Regions from separate parts of the Homo sapiens genome. Here all the other regions are linked to region 2. The links are chromatin loops, found by intact Hi-C in ENCODE. Cell type or tissue: PC-3. All regions are shown on one strand. Each heading gives the region's core, and the rest is flanking DNA. Links, peaks and the distances in the headings are about the cores only.

The links. A loop is a pair of places that touch in the nucleus more often than their neighbours do. Peaks named below come from ENCODE experiments on the same cell type or tissue, not always from the same donor. Only the 100,000 strongest peaks of a DNase experiment are listed, where the experiment ranks them.
Region 1: a loop joins it to region 2, with 7 times the contacts of the local background. A loop is called at or near these places in 9 of 110 quality-filtered maps.
Region 3: a loop joins it to region 2, with 8 times the contacts of the local background. A loop is called at or near these places in 7 of 110 quality-filtered maps.

The regions. Positions count from the first base shown.
Region 1 is chr9:16,030,836-16,036,456 of GRCh38, forward strand. It overlaps a transcript of CCDC171 not described here. Among named protein-coding and RNA genes, the nearest start is that of LINC03041, 240 kb to the right of the region's middle. RefSeq lists an enhancer at 1-440 and a silencer at 5,420-5,621. In PC-3, for the core only: a CTCF peak has its summit at 2,174 (motif pointing right); no DNase peak of the experiment used is centred there; H3K27ac peaks cover 1,906 bases.
Region 2 is chr9:16,131,148-16,136,768 of GRCh38, forward strand. No RefSeq gene overlaps it. Among named protein-coding and RNA genes, the nearest start is that of LINC03041, 140 kb to the right of the region's middle. In PC-3, for the core only: CTCF peaks have their summits at 354, 2,810 (motif pointing left) and 3,012; DNase peaks (open chromatin) are centred at 334, 2,904 and 3,364; H3K4me3 peaks cover 774 bases; H3K27ac peaks cover 2,269 bases.
Region 3 is chr9:16,056,308-16,061,928 of GRCh38, forward strand. It overlaps a transcript of CCDC171 not described here. Among named protein-coding and RNA genes, the nearest start is that of LINC03041, 220 kb to the right of the region's middle. RefSeq lists enhancers at 3,869-5,068, 4,038-4,538. In PC-3, for the core only: a CTCF peak has its summit at 2,192; DNase peaks (open chromatin) are centred at 884 and 2,004; H3K4me3 peaks cover 399 bases; H3K27ac peaks cover 4,653 bases.

The DNA of each region.
Region 1 (5,621 bases), core at 216-5,215, 100 kb before region 2:
TGGCTTTCCATCTGGGGAACGCAGATATTTTTTTCAAGAGGGTGGAGGGAAAATCAACATGAAGATTAATGGACTTCAAAGCAGAAAGAGAATGAAAATACTGGAAACCTTTGCCTGTGATTCAGCGTTCAGGGGCACAAGAATACACTGGAGACAAAGAAGAAGAGCCAAGTCGAGTCTGGGGCCAGAGGTTTGAGTTTAAGAAATCACTTAGAGACCTCACCTTAGGCAACATGGCCATGAAATTAGTGGTTGAATGTTGCCCACTTTCTCTTCTTTCTTGAATGCTGGTTGGGGGCTTAGGTTTAAGGTGAATTTTATGTTTAGGAGCATTCATTTGAAAATAGGTTTTTCAGCCTGCATTTGTAAAAATAGCTTCTCCCAACTGGAACACCAATGCATGTTCCACATGTGTGGGCATTCTATGGGATAACATGCTACTAAGTACTACACAAAAGTAAGTTACTAATCTCATTTTAAGTAGCATAGGAAATTTTTAGTGACTAGTAAATCCAATATTTCACACCTGAAAAACTTGAAAGAATGTTCAGTAAAAATCTAACAACATGTGGTAAGTTGTATATATACCAACCAGCAGATACACTCTTCACTGTAGATGTTGGCAATAATCTAGCCACACTAGAGTCACAGTGTTTACTGTGATATGCTAAATTACCTGAATCTGTTGCACCCTAATTTCTCTCTAAAAAACCAAGTTGTTCATGGTCAGGGAGCTGCTCCCTCAATTGGATCTGTATAGGGCTTTAGGGAAATCGAATGGCCAGTTAAGCTAATCACAGGTGTGAATTCCTTATGGGCCCCCTGAGGACAGCCCAGAGAATGCATTTCCCAGCTGCAAGAGGTACACTGAATCATAATATGTAACCACTTCCTGAGGGGTCGATAGGATTCCCTGGCTGCCAAACAGGGCCATTTTTGATGAGGCTCAACTAGGGGGAACATGTTGAGATGGGGTAGCTACTGGACACCATGGTCTGTGAGCATGCCCTCCACCCCAGGGCTCTGTGGGATGTGGCAGCCCCCAGGATCCAGCTGTACAGGCAGCCCCCAGAGCAGGGCAGAGACTGAGCTTGCCCTTCCTCAGTTCCCACTGCTTGCTCTTCAGCAGGGGAGCACGGCCAGTGCTGCTCAACTCACAAAATGGTGCCAAACGGGCCCTGAGAGAAACATGTTCAAAGGCCTTTTTGTCTAGGAATGCATCCGTGCCGAGGAAGGGAATGTTATGCATGACATGCATGGATGGGCTTTCAACCCACCCAAGTCCAAACCTCATTTGCTTTCTGTGAGGGAGGAAGGTGGCAGGAGAGGAAGCCAAGTGGGTAGGATGCTGCCAACATTCAAGCGGGAAGGGCCCTGCTCTGGAATGAGCATGCTGGCAGAGGAATGCATTTTAGAAATGTTGTGGTGAATGAGACACCAAGGTTTATTTTAAAATGAAGATTTATGAAAATAACCTGACACCTGAGGGGAAAAAAAGACAAGAGTTGAAATAGACGATGGTTTGCAAGCTTGGATGATGTGGAACATAAGAGAGCAATGTGGAGGACTGGCAGGGAGGAGAAGGGTCACTGGCCATGCACGAGACGCCAAGAAGAGAGTTCAGAGAGGGCAGCAGAGGGCATAGGTGGCCAGTCTGGGATCTGGCTTCTCTCCTACTTCCACATTAGTTTCCCTGACCTGGGAATGTTTTCTCATCTGTACAGCGAAGTGGGGACCGAGACACATTGCAAAGCACAGATATCCAGGTTGGCTCCAAGGAGCAGAGAACTTTGTTTTTTAGAGACAGGGTCTTGCTCTATTGCCCAGGCTGGAGTACAGTGGCACGATCATAGCTCATAGCAGCCTCAAACTCCTGGGCTCGAGTGATCCTCCCACCTAGGCCTCCCAAAATGCTGGGATTTCAGGCATAAGCCACCATGCCTGGCCAACAGGGAACTTCTTGTAAGGATAAGGATTAGCTCCTAGAACCTGAGGAAGGGGTGAGAATCAAGGCAGCTGTAGGGATTTGGCAAAACAGGGACAAATGCACAGGCTCTCCAGGGCCTGGATTCCAGGTTTAATGAGCTCTAAAAGCCTTCTGTCTTAGTAAGCTCCTCCCCAAGATCCACATTCTTAGGAGGGCAATTCCAGCTGGTTTAGCGTGGGTCACATTCTCACCTGCTGGCCAGAGGAGGGCACCCAAACCATGAGCCAGGGAGGAGAGGTTCCTGGAAGAGGACTGAGGGAACTGGAGCTGGACAAACAGAAACACCAGTGTCCACTGTACAGGGCTAGGATAAAACCACAAGCAGGCATCATCTCAATACCACAGAGTCATGGAAGCAAGGGAAGGCTCTAGTACGTGTCTGATATTGCTGCTTTGTATGCGTTATTATAGGGGTCCCCAACCCCTGGGCCATAAACTGGTACCAGTCCGTGGCCCGTTAGGAAATGGGCTGCACAACAGGAGGTGAGTGGCAGGAGAGTGATGGACGCTTCATCTGTACTTACAGCCACTCTCCATCGCTCACATTACGGCCCGAGCTCCACCTCCTATCAGAACAGCAGCGGCATTAGATTCTCATAGGAGCGCAAGCCCTGTTGTAAACCGCGCATGCGTGGGATCTGGGTTGCGTTCCTTGCGAGAATCTAATGCTTGATGATCTGTCTCTGTCTCCCATCACCCCCAGATGGGACGGCCTAGTTGCAGGAAAACAAGCTCAGGGCTCCCACTGATTCTACATTATGGTGAGTTGTATAATTATTTCATTATATATTACAATGTAACAATAATAGAAAACCTAGCACAATAAATCTAATGCGCTTGAACCATCCCGAAACCATCCCCCTACCCCCCACCCCCTGTCTGTGGAAAAACTGTCTTACACAAAACCAGTCCCTGGTGCCGAAAAGGTTGGGGATGCTGTGTTACTGTATTAACCTCCCATAGTCTTCCTGAGAAAGAGGAAACCGAGGACAGAGAGACTCAGGAAATTGTCTAGGTTCTCCCAACATCCTATGCTAAGATCGGGTGGCAGGGCCCCAAGGGCAGGTGTGCCTCCTGGTTGTCAGTGGTGCCCACACAGGGAGCTCAAGGGAGGAGGGGAGTGGAATGGTGTCTTCCAGCCTGAGGCTGCCCCAGAATTCTGCGTGCTTCACATGTGCACAACAGAATTTGTTCACCTAAGCTTCTTAATATAAGTTTGAAGATCAAGTGCTTATCTCATATCTTACATATTTTCAGGAATGCTGAAAGAGGGGAAACATGCCACCTAGTAGCATTTCCCGAAAGAATTACCTGGGGGAAGGAAGCAACAACGTGCACTGACAGGTGCTAGGTTCAGTCACTGGCTTTGGGTTGCCGCAGAGCCCTCCTGGTTTTTGTAGCAAGAGGCGTGACTTCAGTTGTGTTGGAGTTCCCACCATTGGCGTCTATCAGCCTTCCTTATGAAGAGATGCAAAGATTTAATGGTTTCAGGAGGGAGGCCACCTAATTTGACACACATTTGACACACACATTTGACACATTCTGCACATTCTTGTACTAGAATAATAGTAGTCTGGTGAGATGATTTTCAACGGGTGGTAAACTGCCCTTTTTACTTCATTGTGGGAAGGGAGATCTCACACATTTTTTCCACAGTAATTTGATTTGAGCTGAGAACAACTGCAGGAGACACTGTTGGGAGTGCAACCAAGGTTCAGTGTGGAGGTCATTACTGTAATTAGATGTTTCAGTGCGTGTGACATAGTTGAGTTCTCTTGAACGCCTCAAGGAAGCCTCCTGTCGTAGTTCTGTCCATCAGAATGGACAAGGGGCCAGTGTTCTCACCACTGTGATGGACACTGCCCCAATCCTGGGGGACAGGTGGCTTTAGTTTTTTGGAAAGCTAATATAGCATGAGACTTTACCTACCAAAGCTTCCCTGGATCTCAGATTGGCACTACAATCATGTTTTTTGTGCTGTGGGCTTTATTCTCCAGAGTTTTTACATGTGGAGTCCTCCATTTGGTTTTCAAATTTTCTGGGCCCAAGGGTTAACTTGGAGAGTGGGGTCTATCCTCCCCTATCCCCAGGCCAAACTTAATAAATGCACAATTGAGAAGAAACATAGTACACTTGATATGCAAACACAGTTCCAAATTGAGTCTGCCAGCCCCCATCTTTCAACCAGATGGCTACCCCAAGACCTTTGACGTCTCCGTTAGTAGGGCTGAATCGAATAAATTATATACTGAGAATAAAGAAAACTTAGGTAAAGCAGCATTTTGTAAGGGAACTGTTTTCTTAGCTCCCAGGTTTTGACTGCAGCTCTCAGCTAATTCAGATATCTGTTTATAACAGCATTTGGAGAGATCCTTCAAATTCGGTCTTAAAAACAAAAAGAACATACTAAGAAAGAATCCACAGGAGGATTTGAACTACATATATGTTAATACATAATTAACATGGACATTATTAGATATAAAAAACTAACACAGTGGATCCCTTTAAAAAAATTTTGGTTCTTTCCCCCTAAATCTCTTATGCAGTTATGTCTAAGAGAATTGTCTTCTTTTTTTGTGGGGTGTGCTTTCTCTTAATTTAACACCCGAGTTCACAGATTACTTCCTGCCCTAGGATCTGTGGCGAATGTCACCACCTGTGACAGCGCTCTTATTTATGAACTGAAGAACACTCTCCATCTTGGTATGTATGCTAATTCAAAATCCACTCCAAGTTCCAAGCATTTATGATGATTTCTAAAAGAGATTACTTTCCTCCAGCATTCTTTGCTTACTGCCTGCTTCTAGTTACTTATTTCTCCAGGAAAGATTTACCTTTCTGTGAGCATGGCTTTATAGCTTTCTGGCTCTCTGAACATTTTCTCCCTGCTGCCTCTATGTGTTTCATTCTCCCCTTACTGAAGATTAGAAGAGGGGATTGATATTTGTTTCAACAAATATTTATTCAATATCCACTATGTCAGTCACTGGGCTATGTTGTGTGGAAGAGTAACTTACACATTTGATCAGAGTTGAAAATAAATTCTACCGCTATGCAGAAACAGGCTCACCTTGATGTTTCCTGTGAAACACTATCAACACCTTCCCTGGTTACAACAGCTGACTCTTACCTTTAATAATTTTGTGCCCACAGCTGGGGGTACACAATCATTGATGGCATAGATTTATACAAGAGAAGTGTTGAAGAAAAGTTATTGGTTTCAGGGATACTAATTGTTTCCTCTAATGATCACTTCTTCCCTTCCTCTAGGCCCTCTTGCCAGAAAAGTTCTTTCTCCACAGACCAACAGGAAGTTCCCTAAGTACTATGAGACCTTGTCTTTGCCTATAGCTGGCTGCATTGGACATGGATTCCTGGCCCAAGGTGAGAAAGACACAGAAACTACATTAGTTGTCTTGGGAACGTGAATTGGAAAGGCAAGTATTTGTGAATGCTGAGACCTACATTTTGTGGTTTCCATGATGGCCCAAGAACAGCCCAAAAAGCCATCAGCACAGAGAGACAAAAAAGAAATTTCTTGGCCGGGCACGGTGGCTCACGCCTGTAATCCCGGCAATTTGGGAGGCCAAGGCAGGCGGATCTCGAGGTCAGGAGATCAAGACCATCCTAGCTA
Region 2 (5,621 bases), core at 266-5,265:
TTCCTCAATGTTACACATAGAGATGGATAATCTTTTCAAATAAAAATTGGCATGGATTGCTACCAAGACAACCTCCTACATGATTAGAGACCAGAAAGAAGCCTCAGGGGCCATCTAGTATGCGGCAGGTTGACATCAGAGGCCCTGGGGTTTTGTCGTTGCTGCCTGTAAGCATGGTAGCTGCTGACATTCTCACAGAATGGCACAGTGCAGCTCCACATCGAATCTTACTTGAGTCTTATGTCGGCTCTCATGAGGTCAGTTGGTGTAATCACATCCCTGGTAGATGAGTGAATGGAGGCTCCCAGGCGTTCTGTAACTCGCCTGCAATTCCATAGCACCACCTACAGTGCAAACCCAAACCTTCTACTGCTAAATTCCTTGCTCTTCCCATTGTGGCACAATGTCCAGGAATGAGCAACTTTCTAGAATGATTGGCATTAGAGGGAGGTGCTTGACCAGACTCACCTGTCACCCTCCTGATGGATGCCACTGACCTAGTTGACAGTGTGGAAAACATTCCCTGATGAAGCCCACTTTTCCTGGGGAAGAAAACCTGTACTTTGGTCAAGTATATGCAAACAGCTGAGCCTCCCTTCTCCAGCTTCCAAAAACAGCTACCAGATCCCATAAACAGGCCTGCCTTTACATGGTTCAAGACTCTCTTCTGCCTGTGCAGTTTCTTTTCCACCAGGCCTCTCAGTACTGGCCTTCCTTCTGCCTCCTGCCCTCTGACCATAGCAAAGCCTATTAATATATGTTGTCTTCATCAAAAATATCGTGCAGTTACTCTCCTGTTCCAACCTCTGCTGAAAAAGAATCTGGTTAATTAACATTGATTACAATCCACCAACTGCAAGTAAAAATCGATTGCTGCCGTCCCTAATTTGAATGCTCTTCTCTCTCCTTATCTCTTGTGAGAAAGAAGGGACAGAGTGTGAGTAAGAGAAGCGGGGAGAGGAGAGAGGATTTTTTTAAGCAGTCCAATTTCCAGGGTCCCTGGTGAGGGACATTAGTGATGTGCTGGTCCTTAGATCTTGCCCACACTCCTTCAGCGTGGCCATTTTTCAGTGTGACGTCTAATTGCTGCAAATAGTCATTGTGCACATTTGGGCCTTGTTCATAGCTCCCTTCTTTATTGAGAGAGGAGCGATGGTATTGATTCCGGACGGCTAGGGAGAATGCCAGAGAATATTAGTAAGGAGCACAGAGAACACAGTACATAAACTTTTATGACACAATGTCAAGCTGGATTGTGAAGACATAAATGAAAAGGACAACACGGTCTGTAATTACCACAAGCCCACATCTTCCATCTGCTGGGGAAGGCAGCCCAAGCTGGCCAGAGCAAATCACAAAGAGGGATGGATGGTCCAGCTCACAGGAACGGTGGCCCGTAGTTGTTGCTCCTCATTGTTGAGAAAGAATATATGGGGCATAAAAAAGCACTTGTCGTGGGTCACAGGGCAGGCCTGAGAAAAGTGCGTGGATTCTAAAGTCAGCTTGGCCGTTTACTGCTAGCCATGTGGCACTGGGCCGATCACTTAACCTCTCTGAGTCACAATTCCTTTTCTGCTAAAACAGAGATAATAATAACTACTTTGCAGGGATGATGTAAGGATTAAATGAGATGGTGCAAGCAAAACCCTTTGGCACCTAGAAAATAACTGGCTCTTAGCAGACAGCAGATATTATCATCATTATAACTTTTTTTATTCCATCAATATTTATGGAGTGTTTGCTATGTGCTAGTGCTGTGCTAAGTGCTGGGGATAGAGTGGTGCCCCAGCCTCATGGATCTCACAGCTCTGTGGATGAAATAGACATTAATCAATTATTTACCCAAATCATTGTGAAAATGCTTCTGTAGAAGGCACTGGTAAGGAAGGACACCACACTATAGAAGTGGCTTTTCCAGGAATTTTTGTTGTTCCTGCTTTTTCAGTAGTCACATGTGCTTATTATCTGTCTCTCCCTCTATAGCATAAATTCCATGAGGACAGGGACTCAGTCTGTTTGGTTATTGCTCTATTTCTAGTTCCTGCAATAGTGAATGACAGGTGGTAGGCACTCAGTAAATATTTACTAAATGAATAGCTGTAGACTTAGGGCACAGAGGAAGAATTTGCACCTGCTTCTTCAGAGCTGATAGTCAAATGGGGTGCAGAAGAAAGACATAGCATGTAAGACTCCATGGGATCAGTAGCAGGGTTAGGTACAAAATCAGTTAAACTTAATACTGTGAAAACTGTGCCTAGACACTGGCATCATGGGGTGGATGTACAGTTGGCATCTTGTATCAAGTAGTGACAGGAAATAGAAAGACAAGGGAACTGGTCATCCATCTCTGAATTGAGCTTCTTTGGCTCACACAATGTGAGTGTGTTTGTCAGGGTAGGCTAACTGGTTAACAAGCAATGCCACCGGAGGGACTCCTCTCCATGCGGTCTTCAGGGCTCAGGCCCTGCCTGTCGGGTCTGGGGTCCTTTGCTGGAGCCCCCACAGGCAGCTGGCAGGTGAGGGAAGAGAGACCTAGGATAACTCAAATGAGGCCACTTCACCCACTCCTTCCTATGTCAGTCTGGAAATAGCCAAGTCATGGCTCATGTTGCATTGGCAAGAACAAGTCACATGGCCTCACCTAGGTGCCAGAGAGCTGGGACGTGTGTGCCCAAGTAGTGTGTTCAAGAGGAGGAGTTGGTGGGCGATCCATGTCCCTGCCACAGTGGATTCAATAAACACATACGGAGACTCCAGCGCGTGCCAAGCACCGGGATCCCAGCTGACCCGAGCTCAGAGCCCTCCAAGAGAGCGCCATCTAGTGGAGAAAACACATAACATAAATAACTGTGATAAGCCTTGCAGGAGGAAGGACCGCAGGCACTAAGTGAGCACGGAAGAGGGAGGAGTAAATTCCGCACAGATTACGGGGCAGGTTCACCGGGCTCAGTCAGCCTGAAAAGGACTTTAATACTCTAACCGCTGGTGTGCTGGAGATGCCTAACTGTACACCAGAGATGTGTGTTTCCTTTGCGATAGTATACACATGTCATTGGTAAGCAGCTGTCTAGCATGGCGCTCAAATTCACAGCCTTCTTTCACCTGGGTAAGGCCTGAGACGAGTTCTCAGTGGAATGTTAGCCGAAGGGATGATGATTACCTCTGGGCCATCCATAAAGAAAAAGGTGTTCCTTCTTCATCCTCTCATTCCTCTTTCATGACTAAATGCTGATGCCCGAGTTGCTTGGTGAGCTTTATTTGGGGAAGGAAGAGCTGCCACCCTAGTCTCTAAATGACCATGTGGAGCAAATTTACCCCAGAAACATCCTGCTGACATAGAACTACCTCGGACACCATGTGAGTGAGAAGGTGTGTCATTGGGTTTGAGGCATTATGCATGTTGGGTGTATTTGTTACAGATATTAGGTGGCTTAATAGAGGTGACTCAAGGGAGAAGAGCCAGGCAGTAGCCATAGGGCTTTCCAGGTTTAGTAAACAATGAAAACAAAGACTCAGAGGCAAGAAGATACAGAGTCTATTCAATCTCCTACATTGTTGGTGGGGGGTATAAACGGCACAACCGCTTTGGAAAACAGTTTAACAGTTTCTTACAAAGTCAAACATGTGCCTATCCTACATTCCAGTAATTCCACTCCTAGGTATTTACCTAAAAAAATGAAAAACATACATCCACAGATAGATTTGTGCTAGACATGTTCATTGCAACTTTATGAATGATAGCCGAAACTTGCAAACAGTCCAATTATTACAATGGATGAACGAATATAAACATTGTGCCATATTCATATCATGGAATACTATTCAGCAATGAAAAAGAATGGATTACTACATGTAACAAGATATATAAATATCAAAATTATTATGTTTTATGAAAGGAGTCAGACACAAAAGAGTATATGCTCTGCTTTCTTTCTATAAAGTTCCAGGCAGGCAAAGCAGCCTATGGTGATGGAAACCAGGATAGTGGTTGCTTATAGGGGAGAAGACCGACTTGGGGGAGACATAAGATGCTTTCTGAGATATGGAAATATTGAGGGGGTGATATATGCATGTATCAAAACTCATCAAATTGTATATTTAAGATCTGTACATTTCGGCTGGGTGCAGTGGCTCACGCCAGTAATCCCAGCACTTTGGGAGGCCGAGGCGGGCGGATCACCTGAGGTCGGGAGTTCGAGACCAGCCTGACCAGCATGGCAAAACCCTGTCTCTACTAAAATTACAAAATTAGCCAGATGTGGTGGTGCATGCCTGTAATCCCAGCTACTTGGGAGGCTGAGGCAGGAGAATCGCTTGAACTCAGGAGGCGGAGGTTGTGGTGAGCCAAGATTGTGCCATTGCACTCCAGCCTGGGCAACAAGAGCAAAACTCCGTCTCAAAAAAAAAAATCTATGCATTTCACTGTATGTAAAGTTTTCTTTAATGGAAACTAAACAAAAAATGTGTTCAGGAAAATGAATAGCTAATTTTTACTAGAGCATGAGATTCTAGACTGGGGAATAGGTGCAGGGTGCAGTAGGATGTGAGACTGATGTAGAGTTCAGGGCATTTAATGCCAAAAGAGTTGTGATTCTATTACCTAAACCATGGGGAACCATCTAAGACATTTGAGAAGGGGAGAAGCAAGCTCATGTGCAAGTTTTTGGAATGTAAATGGTGTCAGTATGGAGGAGGGAAAAAAGGAAGATGACAAGTTTTGTTAGGGGCAGGGGTCCCTATAAGTTGTACATGGACTGGAATTTCCTGACCCATGTATGCAAAGGCCAGCCCAGGGAGACTGCTGGGGATCTAGTGGCTGTGTTTGCCAAAGGTTGAATGATAGAACAAATAGTTTCTTTCACACAAAGAATATTTTAATCCCTGTGACTCTATAGTAGGATCAGTCCATGTGTTATTATTGGAAATGATTTCTATTATTAGTTACTATTACTACTCTTGGACTGCAGAATGCCAAGGCTTGGGAGGAGCTGGGCTGAGCCCAGAGAAAGAAATGGTCTGTGAAGTTTGCATTTTCCAGAGCTCAGCACACAGGCATTCAGCCTTGCAGCTACTTATTTTATGTTCATCCACTCACACCTTGGGCAGTGTTCTTCAGTGTGTGTGAGAAGCTCCACAGCTTTGGACAGTGGTGACTGGGTGGGGGCCGTGCCCATAGGGGCCTGCTTCTCTGGAAAGCAATGATGGTGGAACCACAGGGCACAGGCTCAAAGGGTGTGTGGTTATTCAGGCCCACTACTGAGTAGCCAGGTGTGTTTCTCAAATATTCTGGGAGAGACAGTGGCAGGAATGCCTCCTTGCCCTCATGATTTGGCATGTAGATTAACCTCACTGACTTCTTCAGGCTTCAGAAAAGATGTAAGAACTACCAAAGCAGCTCAGAAAACTCTTGTGTATTAAGGAAACATCGTGGACATTCTCCGAGTGCTGCTCTACGCTGGCACTGGACACAGAATCGGGTGGGACGGACGGGGCCCCTTCGCCCCTCCTGTTTCATGTGCATCAGCCAGCAACATTTCCACGTCGGGTATTTTCCAAGACGGTCCTGAGTCTCTGTATTTTTTTCCTTTTCAGCAAAGATGATTCATTAAATGTCAAACCAA
Region 3 (5,621 bases), core at 249-5,248, 75 kb before region 2:
ACTGTCTAATCCATAGCCACTAGCCACACATGACTACTGAGCACTTGAAATGTGATTAGTATGACTGAGAAACTGGATTTTTAGTTGTACTAAGTAATTGTTAATTTAAATTGAAATTCAAGTAGCCACACGAGCCTAGTGACTACTATATTTGACAGAGAAGTTTTTTGTTCTTTTGTTTTATTTTGTTTTGTTTTCGAGATGGAGTCTCGTTCTGTGGCCCAGGCTGGAGTGCAGCAGCATGATCTCGGCTCACTGCAACCTCCGCCTCCCAGGTTCAAGCAATCCCCCTGCTTCAGCCTCCAGAGTAGCTGGGACTACAGGGGTGCACCACCACACCTGGCTAATTTTTATATTTTTAGTAGAGACAGGGATTCACCATGTTGACCAGGCTGGTCTCAAACTCCTGGCCTCAGATGATCTGCCTGCCTTGGTTTCCCAAAGTGCTCGGATTAGAGGTGTGAGCCACTGTGGCCGGCCCTAACAGTGAAGTTTTAAAGTATAAAAAATAATATAAGAGAAGATGAATTATATCTCATTAAAGCTGTTAAAGCAATATAAGCATTTAAAATGTGCTCAGTATATTATGTTTAAAATTTAATTGTAATGTAGAAATGAGTTTGGATTTCAAAATAGAGAATGTAGACACAGCAGAAGTATTGGAGTTTTTATTTAAATTGCTTATTTTCTAGCACAATAAAAAGCGATCCAGCATTGAGTTTTCATGCCTGAGTTCAGTTTTAGTTTAAGAAGAAACAATAACCTGGACATTATTAGGTGTTGTTCTGTAACAACTTCTGCTGTTATGAATGACATCCTTTTATATATATGTCTTGATCTTTACACAAGGAGTTCATATCATGTGAGTAATGTTTTTTGAGGTGGGAGCAAAGCTTATTAACCCCATTTTATAGATGAAAATGATAAGAACCATGAAGGTTCAGTTCCCAAAGTCACGAAACAAGAAGCAAAATCAAAGCCTCTTAGTTCTTGAAGCCCAGAGGATTTTATTATCTTTTACAATATGGAGAAAACAGTTTCTGATAAACGGTAGTGGGAAGGGAACTTCCCCCAGGAACTGGAAAGATTTAAGATGTGCTGGTTTTGGTTAAGTTCTTTCAAGGAAGTTTTTTTTGTTTGTTTTGTTTTGTTTTTTTGTTAGTGCTTCATTTTGTTTTGTTTTTGGCTTCTAGAGCTATTGTAAGATCAGTCCTCAGAAGGCAGGGCACTGTGTGTCTATTCAAGGTTGCTCTTTATCTGGTAGGATCTGCACCTTTAGGCTTTCCATGGGAATGCCAAGTCCAAAACCCTTGTCCCTTGTCTCTTCATGTGACCTGCCACTGGGTCCCCAGCCCCAAAGCCCCCTCCCGCTTCCCTCCCTCTGCCACACACAAGCCCTGTTGCCAGACCGGGAGGTAGCAACCGTGATTCCACATCCAGCAGTTTAGGTTTAGAGAGATTTATAAAGGTGCCAAGCTCCCCCCAGATGATATTCCTGGATCCACTCAGGCACAGTGGACACGGCATCAGAGAGATTGGCTGCAGGTTAGCAGGGGCTGGGACACCTCCCTCTATGCCCTTGTCTGGGTGGCCCTGAGTGTTTGCTGTGAGCAGCAGGCAGCAGTGCAAATGAAGCAGAGCACAAATGAATCTCCTGAATGTTTTCAGACCTAAAGTCTCAATCCCTTTTGGTTCAAGGTCTAGGGGAGAGTTGAAGCCAGTTGTGAATTTTTTGAAAAAAAAAAAATAATAATAATAATAATAAATTGGTTCACCCGTCTGTCAGAGCTGCCAAGAAATATTCACATGAGGGGGACTATCCAAAAAAATGAAGAGTAGCTCTTGTCCAAGACCGATCTCTGGAACTCTCTCCCTCCCCTTGCTCAGAACCACTTCCTCTCCTCAAATCTCACTTTAAAACCTTCCTGTTTGCTTTAGCCTATGACTGACTCAGGCCCCATTCATCTTTCTTTCCTCTCTCCCCATGACCACATCCTTCCACTCTCCTCTCATCATCCACCGTGAGAACACTCCCCTGCCTCTTTCCTCCCTCTATTTCTCAGCCCCCTTGCCTGTTACCCTGCAGTGACAGCAGGTATGCTGCAGGTATGCTGCAGGTATCCTCGCCGGCGTGCACAAGTCACCTCCCCGTCCAGATGTGTTTGTGAGCATGAAGATTCTCCACACGGGGGCCTGTTCCTTTGCCTGGTTCTCAGAGGAGGAGATAATGAATTTCAGTGGTACTTCTGCATAAAGAGGGACTTTGCAAGGTGTATTTCAGGAGTTACCGATTCAGAAACTGGAGAAGCAGAACACAAAGAGACCTTGTAATAGACCAGCAAAGATACCAATTCCCCGCTGTGTTTCCTTTGAGATACTTCAGGTAAAGCCTGAAGGAGAGGTGGGAATAAAACACAGGCCAAACTGGAGCTGTTGTTTTGCCTCCAGAATAGAATTCTAATTGTCTCAACTGAGCTTCTTATTTCCCTCAAGTAATGAGAAACGTAAATTCCTCAGCAAAGTTCTAAGGCAGGATTGACCCTGGGAAAACAATCCCAGCGTAAGCTCAAGTGTTTGAATTCTTTTTGTTCAGGTTGTAGACTCAATACTTTCTAACTAGTGTGGTTTCAGTTGTGTTTTCTGAACAACAGGCATGCTGTGGGTTTTCCCACAATGCATTCCTGTCCTCCCTTCCAAGATGGTGCCTTTTCCCACAAACATGGAAGCAAAATGGTCTGTTCCTGTCTCCACAGTGACCTCGCTGCTGGCTCCAAAAGAAATGCTTCCAGAACCAAGCACCCGAGACAGTGTCTGATGAGCCATGTTCTTGGGTCATTTTTGATCTTATTACAATTATAACAGCTGCCATTTCCCTACCACGTTATTGTTTCCAAAGCACATTTGTATTTGCTCATGAGGTACATCAGGCAGGTGCGAATGTTTCTGTTTTACACTTAAAGGACTAAGATTGACATGACTTGTCCAAGGTCACAGAAGTTGAGTGGTGGGGTTGGAATTCACACGAATATTCTTTAGAAACTACGGCCCAATTAGAGGCATCCCCGGGTGAGAATATGCGTCCGGTGTCCGGAGAGGACTTCCACACTGTGAGTGATGCAAACGGCACCTCAAGGGGGCTTTCCAGGGGACACTGGGCTTTTTGCTTGATTTTTGATAGCAGGTCTTTTTTTTTTTTTCTTTTTTTTTTTTTTTTTTTTGAGACGGAGTCTCGCTCTGTCGCCCAGGCCGGACTGCGGACTGCAGTGGCGCAATCTCGGCTCACTGCAAGCTCCGCTTCCCAGGTTCACGCCATTCTCCTGCCTCAGCCTCCCGAGTAGCTGGGACTACAGGCGCCCGCCACCGCGCCCGGCTAATTTTTTGTATTTTTAGTAGAGACGGGGTTTCACCTTGTTAGCCAGGATGGTCTCGATCGCCTGACCTCATGATCCACCCGCCTCGGCCTCCCAAAGTGCTGGGATTACAGGCGTGAGCCACCGCGCCTGGCCTTTTTTTTTTCTTTAACACACCCGACTTATTAAAAAACTTGCAAGTGAGTGAGTCAGTATTACCCAAGCTCACCCAAACTGGTGGTAGAATGATGGAGCTCAGAACTACGCCAGTGTTTAAGCTAACCTGAGATGAAGTCTGGAACAGTTAATTCTGCTGTGTGAAAAACAAATAATGAAAAGCATATTTTTAATAAAAAACTGGAAAAACAAATAAAAAGCAACTGCCCAACCTCCCTTCCTTAATTTTTGAGGGAGACGTAGCATGTAAATGTATATGTATGTAAATTTGTATTTAATTGTGTATTAGTTTTTCTCCTTTGCAGGGTCTTCTCTCTGAAGGCTAGTGGCTGGACCTGCACTCAGATGGCAATTCAGGTCCAGTTCATGAGATCTTGGACTGTTTTGACAAATGATTTGGGGAAAGGGATAGGGAGAGAGTTGTCAGTACCGATGCTGAGACTGTGAGAGCCATTTCTGAGTGGAGGTGAGGAAAAACGGAGCGATGACCGTGAGGGTCTTTGCGTGGCGCCTCGAGACCACACCTGGGAACGGTGACTTTGGAACTGGCTGACGTGTTTATTTGGTGTGAGGTCAACTACAGCTCTGAGGGCAATAACATGATCCTCATAAAACAGACCCCCCAGGCTGGGCCTCAGCCCGCTTGCTGCCAAGCAGGGGTGGTGGCCTAATAAGTGAGACATTGCTATCAACTCTCTGTAAATGGTGGGTTCATTCACTCTGTGGATGACATAGCCTGTTCTTTGCCCTTCTGTGTCAGCCCCATTGATTGCTTTTTAACCACCTTCTTGCTTTGTGCTGCTTCTTTCAGATGAAAAGGAAGGGAAAAGAGACTTCATTTCCATACCCACTAACCATGCCAACAGAAGGCTTTGTGAAGAAGGAAGTAAAAGCTATCGGTAGGAGTTAGAAAAAAACATTTCTAGTTACAAGAACAGCAGAAAAAGACCTGAACTTCAGAGTGGACCACAAATGAATATGAATTAATAACACAGATCTCTTTTCAAAAGCCAACACAAAATGAGGATGTGTTTTTTGCAAAAGCAGTTGTTCTTGCCACTGGGCTTATGCTTGTCATTCTTTCATGTGTCACAGCCAGACCTAGGAAATTCCCTGGAAAGTCCCCTCCATCACACACCTGCAGTTTTTCCATTTGAGTGTAATTCTGTTGGACCTTGAAAGACTTTTTGATCTTTGGGACGCTCTTATCACCAAATGTATCTTTCTGCAGGAAGAAGACAGAAGAAAGGGGTGGACTATGAGATGGGAGCCTGGGTCCCAATTTCAGTTCAACCATTACCAACCAGGTGGCTTTAGGCAAGTCTGGTCATTTCCTTTGCCTCAGTGGCTTTCTATAAAATGGAATTCTATAGGGATGATGAAAGCGAAAACGTTAGCCACTATGCTTGCTAGTGCTCAAGAAATGATTCCTTCCTGCCTGCCTGCCTCAGTTTTCCATCTGTAAACAAGGATTCAACTAGAACATCTTTGAGGTTCCTTGAGCTCTAACACTCTGTGATTCTGTTGGCAGCACCTTAAGAAATTTACAACAAACACTCCATTGAGTCTTAATCTATTAGATCCCATTCAGTTCTAATAGTGTTGTGATTTTGACTTTGTAGCCTCATGTTTATTTTCTCTCTTCCTGATTTTTTATTTATATATTCTATTTAATAGTTTTTGCTTTTTCAAGTTGTCACCAGTTCTTTGTAGAATAAGAAAAAAGTATAACTAACTGGAGGAAAGAATGCATTCACAGAAAGCCAAGGAATGATAACACTAATGCTAATACAATACTACTGCTAATAAAAATAACTGCCTTTATTGAACACTTACTGTGTGCAAAGAACTATGCTAAGCACTTTATAAACATTGGGTCATTTAATTCTCACAGTAACCCCATGAAGCCATACTTTTCATCTCCATTTTTACAGATAAGGAGACTGAGTCTTAGAGATAGCAAGCAACTTGTCCATGGTAAAGCTGAGCTGCAAATTCAGGTTGGGATAACTCGGAGAAGTGGTGTGCCGGCAAACAGGCATGCAAAACCAGAACTCCAAATCCCTGGTTTGGAGCATTTACTGATTTCCATGG